Linked DNA regions of Homo sapiens: region 1 is linked to region 2. Evidence: read pairs that join two places in POLR2A ChIA-PET (ENCODE). Cell type or tissue: MCF 10A. All regions are shown on one strand. Each heading gives the region's core, and the rest is flanking DNA. Links, peaks and the distances in the headings are about the cores only. Region 1 overlaps LOC105372672 (a long non-coding RNA gene). Region 2 has its middle 140 kb from the start of BCAS1-AS1.

Region 1 (5,382 bases), core at 56-5,055, 160 kb before region 2:
AACGGTGCCTGGCACATGGCGATACGCAATAAACGTCCGCCAAAATGACGTTAGCCAGGATTCGCCCCGGAAGGCTTCCTGTTCTCATACAGCCCTTCAATGAGGGCTAATCCCTTTGGCTCCTTTAACAACTTTTTTTTTAATGTGGTTAGCACATTTTGTTGACTTTTTTTTTTTTACAAAGACCAAGTCAGCATGTCCTCTTAAAAATATCTTAAGAGATTATGTTTTGTTCCTACTTGCTTTGAGGAATGACTTCGTCCTGGTTGAGTGGGGTGAAAACAGTGAAATGCGAACAAGGATAATAAGACCATCTTTCCTGTACTGTTTCTTAAAAAAGGAGGGGAGTGAGGAATTAAAAATTCAGATGCTGGATTTTAAAGACTGTCATGCTAAGTATTTTCTTATCAACTTCCTTTTTTTTTTTTTGTCCTCATATAAACATAACAGTAGTTGAGTTTTTCCTTTCTTCTTGACTCAAAAAAAAAACTGACACATAAACTTCTCCAAACCAATACAGCTGAACTTTCTACAAAGATTTGTAACTGATATATTCCTTAAAGAAAATAAGAATGCTCTGAACAGAAATAAACAGTTTCTGCAGCAGTTTTATTTGAAGCCCACAAATAAAAACAGCATGTCCCCAAGGAAACAAAATAGAATTGGGAGTCGCAGCTAAAATGGCTCTGCCCTAATCCTCTCTTACCCAGTACTATGGGGTTTGTTTACAGGAAACCCTTGCCACGAGAAGTTTTCTGCTAGTTTTCAACCGTATTTTGGCATCATCAACTCAGGCATATGGAAACAAATTAAATATTCAGCTTAAAAAAAAATTACAAAGTAAAGGAAGAGAACGCTGACCTGTTCCTTTCTACCTTCTTCAGGATGGGTAGAGGCATGAAGAAATGCAGGCTCCCCTCCCCCTCCGGGCCACGCTTCCCGGCTGGGTGGAAACTATCTCATTACCACATTTTCAACAAGTAGACCAGTTTCCTCCTTTAATCAAAGTTACTTTGTGGTTGTTTGGCAGTCTGCGCATGCCATGTTTTTATAGCTATAGAAAATGCGTATTTATTTATTTTGAGATGACTATGACCATATGACAAACCTAAGTCAGCCTCTTATAGCCAATGATTTATAAGAGCTCTGAAAAGCCCGGCCTTTAAACATTTTAATAGAGGCTCTCTCATCCTTTGTAAGTGGAAGTGTAAATTGGTACAGTCCTTTTGTAAACAACTCAATGAGACAAGTCAAGGGCCTTACAAATGTTCATACATTTGGATGCAGCAATAACACTCCTGGAATCAATCCTAAGGAAACAGCCCTAATGTAGGAAAAGGTGTTAGGAACAAAGATCTTCGTGGTAACAAGATTTACTACGAGGGGGAGAGCAATACACGTTCACTCTCCATGCATGTGTGGAGGGACACAAATAAAGGAGTGGTTAGTCATCCAAGTTATGTATCCCCACACGATTACATACAGCCATTTTAGAATTAGAAAGCTTTGAAAAATAGGCCATTGGGAAATATTTATAATAGCAAATGAAAAAACCGAGATGCAAAGTTGTATTTTTAATGAACTCTAATTTTTTCTATTAGTAACGAAAAAAGGATGTAATATACATAAAAATATTTAAATTGATTTTATCAGAAAAATTTTAGTACAGACTGAATATTATATGAAAACAAAAAAATTTTATTTCATTAGCTGTAATAATGGCACGGATTATTACAGAATATGCATTATATATATATTTAAAGATGTATACTGAAGGATATAGAAGAATGACATGACATAGGAGAATTTATAATACTTTAGTAAATAAAAAAACAAGAGAATTGAACCAAAGGTGGTTAACATCTTGAAACTAGAACTTGCCCAGGCACCGTGGTTCACGCCTGTAATCCCAGCACTTTGGGAGGCCGAGGCAGGTAGATCATGAGGCCAGGAGATCAAGACCATCCTGGCTAACACGGTGAAACCCCGTCTCTACTAAAAATACAAAAAATTAGCCGGGCGTGGTGGTGGGTGCCTGTAGTCCCAGCTATTTAGGAGGCTGAGGCAGGAGAATGGTGTGAACCCGGGAGGCAGAGATTGCAGTGAGCTGAGATCGTGCCACTGCACTCCAGCCTGGGCGACAGAGCGAGACTCCATCTCAAAAAAAAAAAAAAGAAAAAGAAAAAGAAACTAGAACTGGGCATCAGATATGGGGGTTACTCATTACACTATTTTTATTATTCTCTCTACTTTCGCATACATTTCAAAATTTTTATTAAAATTGTTTCTTTTTTTCTTTTTTTACCCTTAATCCTATGATGGGTTATATTTAAAAATTTTTTTAATGTTTGTTTTTCAATAATGGCATATGTATGACCCTTTTTCTACTTTCTATTTTTCTCTAATTATTTTTCATAATCTACTTATATTACCTTTGAAATAAATTAACATTTATTTTACCAAAAAGTAATTTAAAATAAGAATAGTAAACAGTTCCACAGAAAAGTTTTTCTTGCCATGTAATTCTAGTGAATCCTCAGAATGCTATGATAAGCCTGTGTACCTTAAAATGTGAGCTTCTAAATGGTCCAAATCTTTTGGGACGGCACCGTGCCATCTGAGACTGCTGTAAATATGATCAGCTGATAAAAGGCCAGCTGCAACTAACCATTTTAAAGATTAGGAACCATTTAAAAACACACACACACACACACACACCACCTCTGGCCTCTTAAGTGTTAAGTGGCAAGATACTCTGGTTTATTTCTAAAGTTTCATGCAATAATCACGTAAGCACCGAGCAGGACAGAATTCTACATACCGCCAAGCTGACTCAGAAAGAAGGGTTCCACATTCCTTAATTAGCAGCATGAGAAAAGCACCACTTCCTGCGGTGGAGTTCCCATTTCATCCAGCCACTCCACTGGCTCGGTACATCCTCAAGTCCACGAAAAAGATTTTCATAAAGTCTGGAGACACAGTGTTGTTTAATTTATTTCATTTTACTTTGTTTTGTTTTATCCTACTTTATTCTATTATACTCTATCCTATTATATGTATTCTAATTTTTACAAATTGAAGATGTTTGTAATGACGTAGATTCTTTGTTTCTAGACTTTATGGATGCCTGTATATACTGAAATCACAGTTGGAGGCAGAGTAGGTGAACACTTGACCAACTTGAAAATACAGCTTCTACTTTGGGAGGCCAAGGTGGGAGGATCACTTGAGCCCAGGAGTTTGAGACCAGCCTGAACAACATAGTGAGACCCCCCCATCTCTATTTTTAATCTTTCTTTTTTTTTTTTTTTTTAAGACAGAATCTCACTCTGTCACCCAGGCTACAGTGCAGTGGCATGATCTCGGCTCACTGCAGTCTCCCTGTCCCGGGTTCAAGCAATTCTCATGTCTCAGCCTCCCGAGTAGCTGGGACTACAGGCATGCACCACCATGCTCGGCTAATTTTTGTATTTTTAGTAGAGATGAGGTTTCACCATGTTAGCCAGGCTGTTCTCAAACTCCTGACCTCAAGTGATCTGCCCACGTAAAACTCCCAAATTGCTGGGATTACAGGCGTGAGCCACACACACACCCGCAGCCCCCACCACCACCAGTCGTCTCTATTTTTTAAACGAAAGAAAATACAGCTTTCTTGATTATTAACAGTCAAAAGATTCAAAGTCCTAGACCAGAAGTTTCTTTTTTAGTACCTATGACTTAAGTTTATGATTTGGATTAAAGTTCTCTGGCAGAACACCCACAGGATGCCAAAGCCTGAGGAAGATTTCCGAACAAGATTACACGGTTTTCCAATGGGATACATTTGATCACGTGTGAAAACATGGTGGCAGCACTACTGCAACCTTAAATGAAAGGGCAAATTCTCAGGAAACACATTCTGCTTGTAAATATTGGATGTAACCATTCTAACAGTTATTTACTTTTAACTTGAGAAATTTTAAAGAAATGTAGCCGGGCGCGGTGGCTCATGCCTGTAATCTCAGCACTTTGGGAGGCCGAGGCGGGTGGATCGCCTGAGGTAAGGAGTTCGAGACCAGCCTGGCCAACATGGTGAAACCCCATCTCTACTAAAAATGAAAAATTAGCCGGTCATGGTGGCAGGCGCCTGTATGTAATTCCAGCTACTCGGCAGGCTGAGGCAGGAGACTCGCTTGAACCCAGGAGGTGGAGGTTGCAGTGAGCCGAGATGGCGCCATTGCACTTCAGCCTGGGTGACAGAGCAAGACTCAAAAAAAAAAAAAAAAAATTTCTAGACTTTTTTCCTTTTTCCCTTTCTAAGCTTTTAAAGATTTTATGTCTGTCTTAGTTTTCAAGTTATACAGCAAAACACTGTAGATCCATTACAGAAACACTAAAATTTTAGGGTATAAGAATTCAAAGCTTCTATTATCTGGAACACAAGGGCACCCCTCATTGCCAGTGTATTCTGTTGTGTTCTGTTTGCATAGAATCCAGCCTAAATGCTGCCCACCTGGAGTGAGTTGCTAGATGGACTGAAATAATCCTAGCAAACTTGTAATGGTTTGGGCACAACCACTGCTCCTTTGCCATCTAGCTGGTACTGCTGCTGTTACCAGGTCTGTTAGATAGCGACCGATGAGGCCTCCTGGCCTTGTTGATATTTCTTTGCCTATCAGTGGATCGTTAGTTGGAGTATTTCCTTAGTCACAGACCGGCCTTTTATTGGGATGTTCTCAGTAGGAACTACATTTGCAGATAACAGATGGTTATTTAAATAAGAATGTGAAAAATATATATACTCTTTCTCTTCTGGGGCCTAAGATGGTTTTTTGCTGATTCTTAAACCTGTAGCTGTTTTTATGAGTGGATATCTGATTTTTTAAAAATCTCTCATGACATGTAAATGTTTAAGTTGTTTGAAAACATTTACATTTTCTGACCAGCCAGCAACACTTACAATCTTCCATAGTTCCTAAGATTAAGAAAACAGGAGAAAGCTAGAGAGATTTGGCAAAGTATGTAATAACCTAGCAAGGAAATTCTTGAGCAAGAGTATATGGGTTTGAATTTATTGGAACATTTGAAAGCAATTAAATTTTTTTTCCTCCAAACTTATTTTTGTCCTTTTTAAAGCACACACAGGCAAACAACTGAAAAAGATCATTGCAAGTAAAATGAATCATTAAGCTGATCAAGCCTAGAAACCACCACCAGAAGTATTTATAGCATTATTAGGGTGGAGTATCTATAATCCATTCTCAGACTTATTATAAGTCTCAAGATCCACCCTTTGAAAAGCTAATCCTATCCTCAATCTTCAAATTTAATTAGTATTTATTGATCTCATATGGAACGTCCAGCACAGTGTTAAAAAGGACCATCTTCATCAAAAAAAAAGAA
Region 2 (5,382 bases), core at 239-5,238:
TGTTGGCCAGGCTGGTCTCGAACTCCTGACCTCAGGTGATCCACCCGCCTCAGCCTCCCAAAGTGCTGGAATTACAGGTGTGAGCTACTGTGCTCGGCAATATCTGTCTAATTTTAGCTCCTGTTTTCTTAACCACTCTGCCATAGCACTTCTGTTAAAGCTATTCGGCAACAAATAAATCTTTTTTAGCATTAAAAATACAAAAAATCATGCTAAAAGATGCCCAGGGCTTCTGTTATTATGACCTATGCTTCCTTCTTGTGTCTTTAAAAACATTCAATTGTTACTGTTTATATTTTCTCTATTTTAAAATTTTAAACCATCCCCGCACAGCTTGCCTGGAAACTGTTGACACTGAAACATATAGGTTAAATTCATACAAGCTGGCCTATTATAGTCTTCCTGCAAAGTGCACAGTGAATTGCAAATGTTTGCATTTCCCATTAACAAGAAAATTAGTGTCTCTAGAAACAGTAGTCTTCTCTGGACCAGCATTAAATGCCTGTTTTGTTCTTTTCAAGTTGCTCGAGTTCATAATGGGGCTTTGGTCCTCATATCTTTTTTTTTTTTTTTTTTTGATACGGAGTCCTGCTCTGTTGCCCAGGCTGGAGTGTGCAATGGCGTGATCTCAGCACACTGCAGCCTCCGCCTCCAGGCTTCAAGTGATTCTCCTGCCTTAGCCTCCCGAGTAGCTGGGACTGCAGGCGACTGCCACCACGCCCGGCTAATTTTTTTGTATTTTTAGTAGAGACGGGGTTTTGCCATGTTGGCCAGGCTGGTCTCTAACTCCTGACCTCAGGTGATCTGCCCGCCTCAGCCTCCCAAAGTCCTGGGATGACAGGCGTGAGCCTCAGCGCTCAGCCTGGTCCTGGTATCTTTCACTTACTCTTCACAATTGTGTGTGACTTCTTTTCTGGTTGCAGGATTGGTTACAACCTCCTCCATTAAGCCTGAATTAATCTTTACTCTCTGATTCCTGGACCATATCCTTGAATGCTTGCATCCTAACATCCAGTAAGACACCTCCGTACTGCCTTTTTCATCCTGGCAAATCACAAACTGATACTTCCAGCACTTTGGGAACAAACTTCTGCTACAGGACACAAATGCATGGCTGCTAGGAAGCTCTTGGTGCCTGAAAACATATGCCAGGACTCAGAGCACAGGTGTGTGTGTGCGTGTGCATGTGTTGGATTGTTATAAATTTATTAATTTATTTTGGGGAGTTTTTGGAAAAGGTAGCAAAACAGCCTCACAGGGAATCACTACTGTTCAGGGAAGTATTAAATAGAAAATGATTGGGCTGGGCGCGGTGGCTCACGCCTGTTATCCCAGCACTCTGGGAGGCCACGGCGGGTGCGAGATCAGGAGTTTGAGACCAGCCTGGCTAACATGGTAAAACCCCTTCTCTACCCAAACTACAAAAATTAGCCAGGCATGGTGTCACACGCCTGTAATCCCAGCTACCCGGGAGGCTGAGGCATGAGAATCACTTGAACTTGGGAGGCGGAGGCTGCAGTGAGCTGAGATTGTACCACTGCCCTTCAGACTGGGTGACAGAGTGAGACTCTGTCTGAAAAAACAACCAAACAAACAAACAAACAAAAAAACGAAAAAAAAAAGAGAATGAGTGAATCTTTATGTATTTTAAAAGGTGTTGGCCAGGTGCAGTGGCTCATGCCTATAATCCCAGCACTTTGGGAGGCCAAGGCGAGCGGATCATGAGGTCAAGAGATCGCGACCATCCTGGCCAACATGGTGAAACCCCATCTCTACTAAAAATACAAAAACTAACTGGACCTGGTGGCGTGCACCTGTTGTCTCAGCTACTCAGGAGGCTGAGGCAGGAGAATTGCTTGAACCTGGGAGGTAGAGGTTGCAGTGAGCCGAGATCACACCATTGTACTCCAGCCTGGCAATAGTGGGAGACTCCGTCTCAAAAAAAAAAAAAAAAAAAGGGAAAGGTGTCAGTCTTGCTGGCTCTGATTCGGATTTCCATTTAGCCTCACAGTTCTTCAGTGAGATCCAAAGTCGGGAGGCATGCTGGTGTAGGGCAGAGGTCAGCCCACAGGTCAATCCAGGTTGCTGCCTAGTTTTGTAACTTAAAGATCATGTTTGAGCTGCATATTTGAGTAGGATTTTGCTATGCAGATGGGGAAGCAAGAACATTCTAAGATGGCCTAGCAAACTCCAGTCTGGGGGCCAAACCTGTCACACTGCCTGTTTTTATAAATAAGATTTTTAATTTGAACACAGCTACACTCATTTATATATTGTCTCTGATTGCTTTTACTCTACAATGGCAGAGACTGGATGGGCTCCAATGACTAAAATATTTACTGTCTGATCCTTTACAGAAAAAAAAAAAAATCCACCCGTGGTGTAAGGCTTAAACATTTAGGCTATGAATCAACAGCCTGTGTTCAAATTCCAGCTCCACCAACTGACTTCTGTGTAACCTTGGTTACACACTTATAAAATGGAAATATGAATTCCTCTGGGTTGATGTGAGAAGTAAATTCAGTAATCCTAGTAAGTGCTTACTCAGTGACAGTTATTATGATTCATCCAAATTAAAGAAGATTTTCAGAGGCTTCCCATAGTCTTAATGCCCTAGATTATAATCATACTAGATGTTCTCTGTCCTTATAAAAATTAAACATCTAAAATATTTGAGGAATTTGGGCAGCCACCTTTCCTGTTCCAGGAATGAAAGGTTCATAAAATACTGGCAGTACATTTTCAGTTATTTGATGTTGATTAATAGAGTCATGGAAACCTAGAAGGTCTCCAGGGGTGTGCCCTGGGACCCTGTCTTTGATCTATCCTGGATATCATTTTGATTCAGGACTAAAGAATTAAGGTTTTCAGATGCAATTTCTAGGAGACAAAATATTGGTATTACAGGATCAAGATTCACAATGGTCTCCATAGCTTCAAATGAAGGATTGGAAGAAATAAGAGAGCATTTACCAGGGATTGATGTGGATTCTGGCATCAATTATTCACTTCTGGGAATGGGGAGACTTGGCCAGACAGCAGTTCCTGGGAAGTAGTTCTGGGGCTTCTCGTTGGCCACAAGTTCAATTTGAGCCAGATGCATACAGCTGCCGACAAGCAAAGAATCTTAGGCTGCATTAATGGAGTCAGGATATGCCTTGTGGGCTCCAAGGACAATAAAGAAAGAAAACAATTTGAATGAGCTAGGCAACCCATGTTTGCAGAATGGAGGTTCGTTATGGAAACAAAGTACAATTTTTAATGAGGATCCTGCCAAAGTTTCATAGGTTGAGGGGGCGGTAGGGGAAGAGGCGAGTTGATGAGTGATCTGGGAACTATGTCATAATGAGGAATGGCTGAAGGATTTAGGGAGTTTCCCAGGAAAAGAGATGACCACAAGGGAAGAAAGCTTTGGGAAACCACTGAAGGTCTTCCGTGTGGAAGAAGGTGCCTTATTATCTCTATTGCTTTTTGGCAAAACTTGGAGAAAATAAATGTGAGGTACTTATCTTTTGCGATATCAGCTCGGCTCAGTGTTTCTTGTATCCCTGCCCTGAGTCCACTGTCTCAGCTAAGGGGAGTCCCTGGAAGCCATATTTGTTCTTCATAACCCTGTTGATAGCTGATCCAACAAGAGATGAATGCCTGCTGGAAACCAAAACAATCGAGTTCTCTACCCCAGGGAACATGGAAGTTGCCTTGAGGACTGTCAGTCGGCCTCTTTGAATAGTTGGATCTGTAAGGTATAAATCTGAGCACAAAGGTAGACATTTTCCACCATGACAATGCACCGACAGAGAAAGTCAATCTACAGTGAAAAGAATGAGGCCAAGATGCAGAGAAGCAGGAATGGAAAAGCAGAAGGCCAGGCCGGGCATGGTGGCTCACACCTGTAATCCCAGCACTTTGGGAGGTTGAGGCGGGCAGATCACCTGAGGTCAGGAGTTTGAGACCAGCCTGGCCAACAGGTTGAAACACCGTCTCTATTAAAAATACAAAAATTAGCCGGATGTGGTGGCGCATGCCTGTAATTCCAGCTACTTGGGAGGCTGAGGCAGGAGAATCGCTTGAATCCGGGAGGCGGAGGTTGCAGTGAGCTGAGATTGCACATTGCACTCCAGCCTGGGTGACAGAGCAAGACTCCATCTCAAAGGAAAAAAAAAAAAAGAAGAAAAACAGAAGGTCTTGCTGGTTGGATTATTTTATTTTGTTCATTTACTTATTTTGTTGTAGATATAGGAACTTTCTATGTTGCTAACGCTGATCTTGAATCCCTGGCCTCCTGCCTCAGCCTCCCAAAACACTGGGATTACAGGCATTCAGCCACCATGCCCAGCCTGGTCAGGTTCTTTTTAGCTTCCCATCTCCTGGTTTCAGTCCTTCCTAAGGCCTAATCACCTTCCTGGACTTGGGCTTCATGAGATATCTTTTTGTTCTTGTTATAAATTCTCCCTTTTTACTTCTGCTAGTTCAACTAGGTTTCTTCATGTACAACCAAAAGTGTCGTAGCTATATCAGAGCACAGTAGAGAGTAGCTCAGTAGATGGAAGACACGGTGAATCTGTTCAGCCGCTTGAGAGAGTTACTTCAAGAAGTTAAGGCTATGGCCGGGCGAGGTGGCTCACGCCTGTAATCCCAGCACTTTGGGAGGCCGAGGCAGGCAAATCACAAGGTCAGGAGTTCGAGATCAGCCTGGCCTATATAGTGAAACCCTGTCTCTACTAAAAATACAAAAATTAGCCAGAAGTGGTGGCAGGCTGAGGCAGGAGAATTGCTTGAACCCGGGAGGCAGAGGTTGCAATGAGCCGAGATGGAGCCACCACTGCACTCCAGCCTGGGTGACAGAGCGAGACTCTGTCTCAGAAAAAAAAACAAAAAACAAAAGAGAAGTAAGGCTATTTCCTGGGAGCACACAGGTGGAAGTGAAATAACCCTAGATAACTGGGAGGCATAATGAAAGCTTGGGCTTGAACTTCAGAAAAACTTGGGATTAATTTTAAGCACCACCACCACTTTCTAGCTGGGACCTTGGACAGTGGTCTTAACTTTTACTGAGCCTTTTTCTTGTGCAAGATGGGGAGAATACGGCATACCTCATAGAATGGTTGAGGATGAAATAAGCTACTCTATTAGTTTCCTATTGCTACTGTAAGAGATTGCCACAAACTTAGTGGCTTAAAACAAATTCAGAGGCCGCCACGGTGGCTCATGCCTGTAATTTCCACACTCTGGGAGGCTGAGGTGGCCAGATTGCTTGAGCCCAGGAGTTCAAGACCAGCCTGGGCAACATGGAAATACCCCGTCTCTAGTTTTTGTATTTTTTTTAATACAAAAAGTTAGCCAGGTGTGCTGGTGCACACCTGTGGTCCCATCTACTTGGGA

Evidence for each region. ChIA-PET counts read pairs that join two places held together with the same protein. Peaks named below come from ENCODE experiments on the same cell type or tissue, not always from the same donor. Only the 100,000 strongest peaks of a DNase experiment are listed, where the experiment ranks them.
Region 1: POLR2A ChIA-PET joins it to region 2 with 6 read pairs; 10 of 35 experiments call an interaction of 5 or more read pairs at or near these places.

Annotation. Positions count from the first base shown.
Region 1 is chr20:53,608,887-53,614,268 of GRCh38, forward strand. All of the region lies in intron 1 of LOC105372672 (a long non-coding RNA gene), which reads left to right. Among named protein-coding and RNA genes, the nearest start is that of ZNF217, 18 kb to the left of the region's middle. RefSeq lists an enhancer at 1,884-1,933. In MCF 10A, for the core only: no CTCF peak of the experiment used is centred there; a DNase peak (open chromatin) is centred at 2,835.
Region 2 is chr20:53,771,492-53,776,873 of GRCh38, forward strand. No RefSeq gene overlaps it. Among named protein-coding and RNA genes, the nearest start is that of BCAS1-AS1, 140 kb to the right of the region's middle. RefSeq lists an enhancer at 2,597-3,796. In MCF 10A, for the core only: no CTCF peak of the experiment used is centred there; DNase peaks (open chromatin) are centred at 2,450 and 3,330.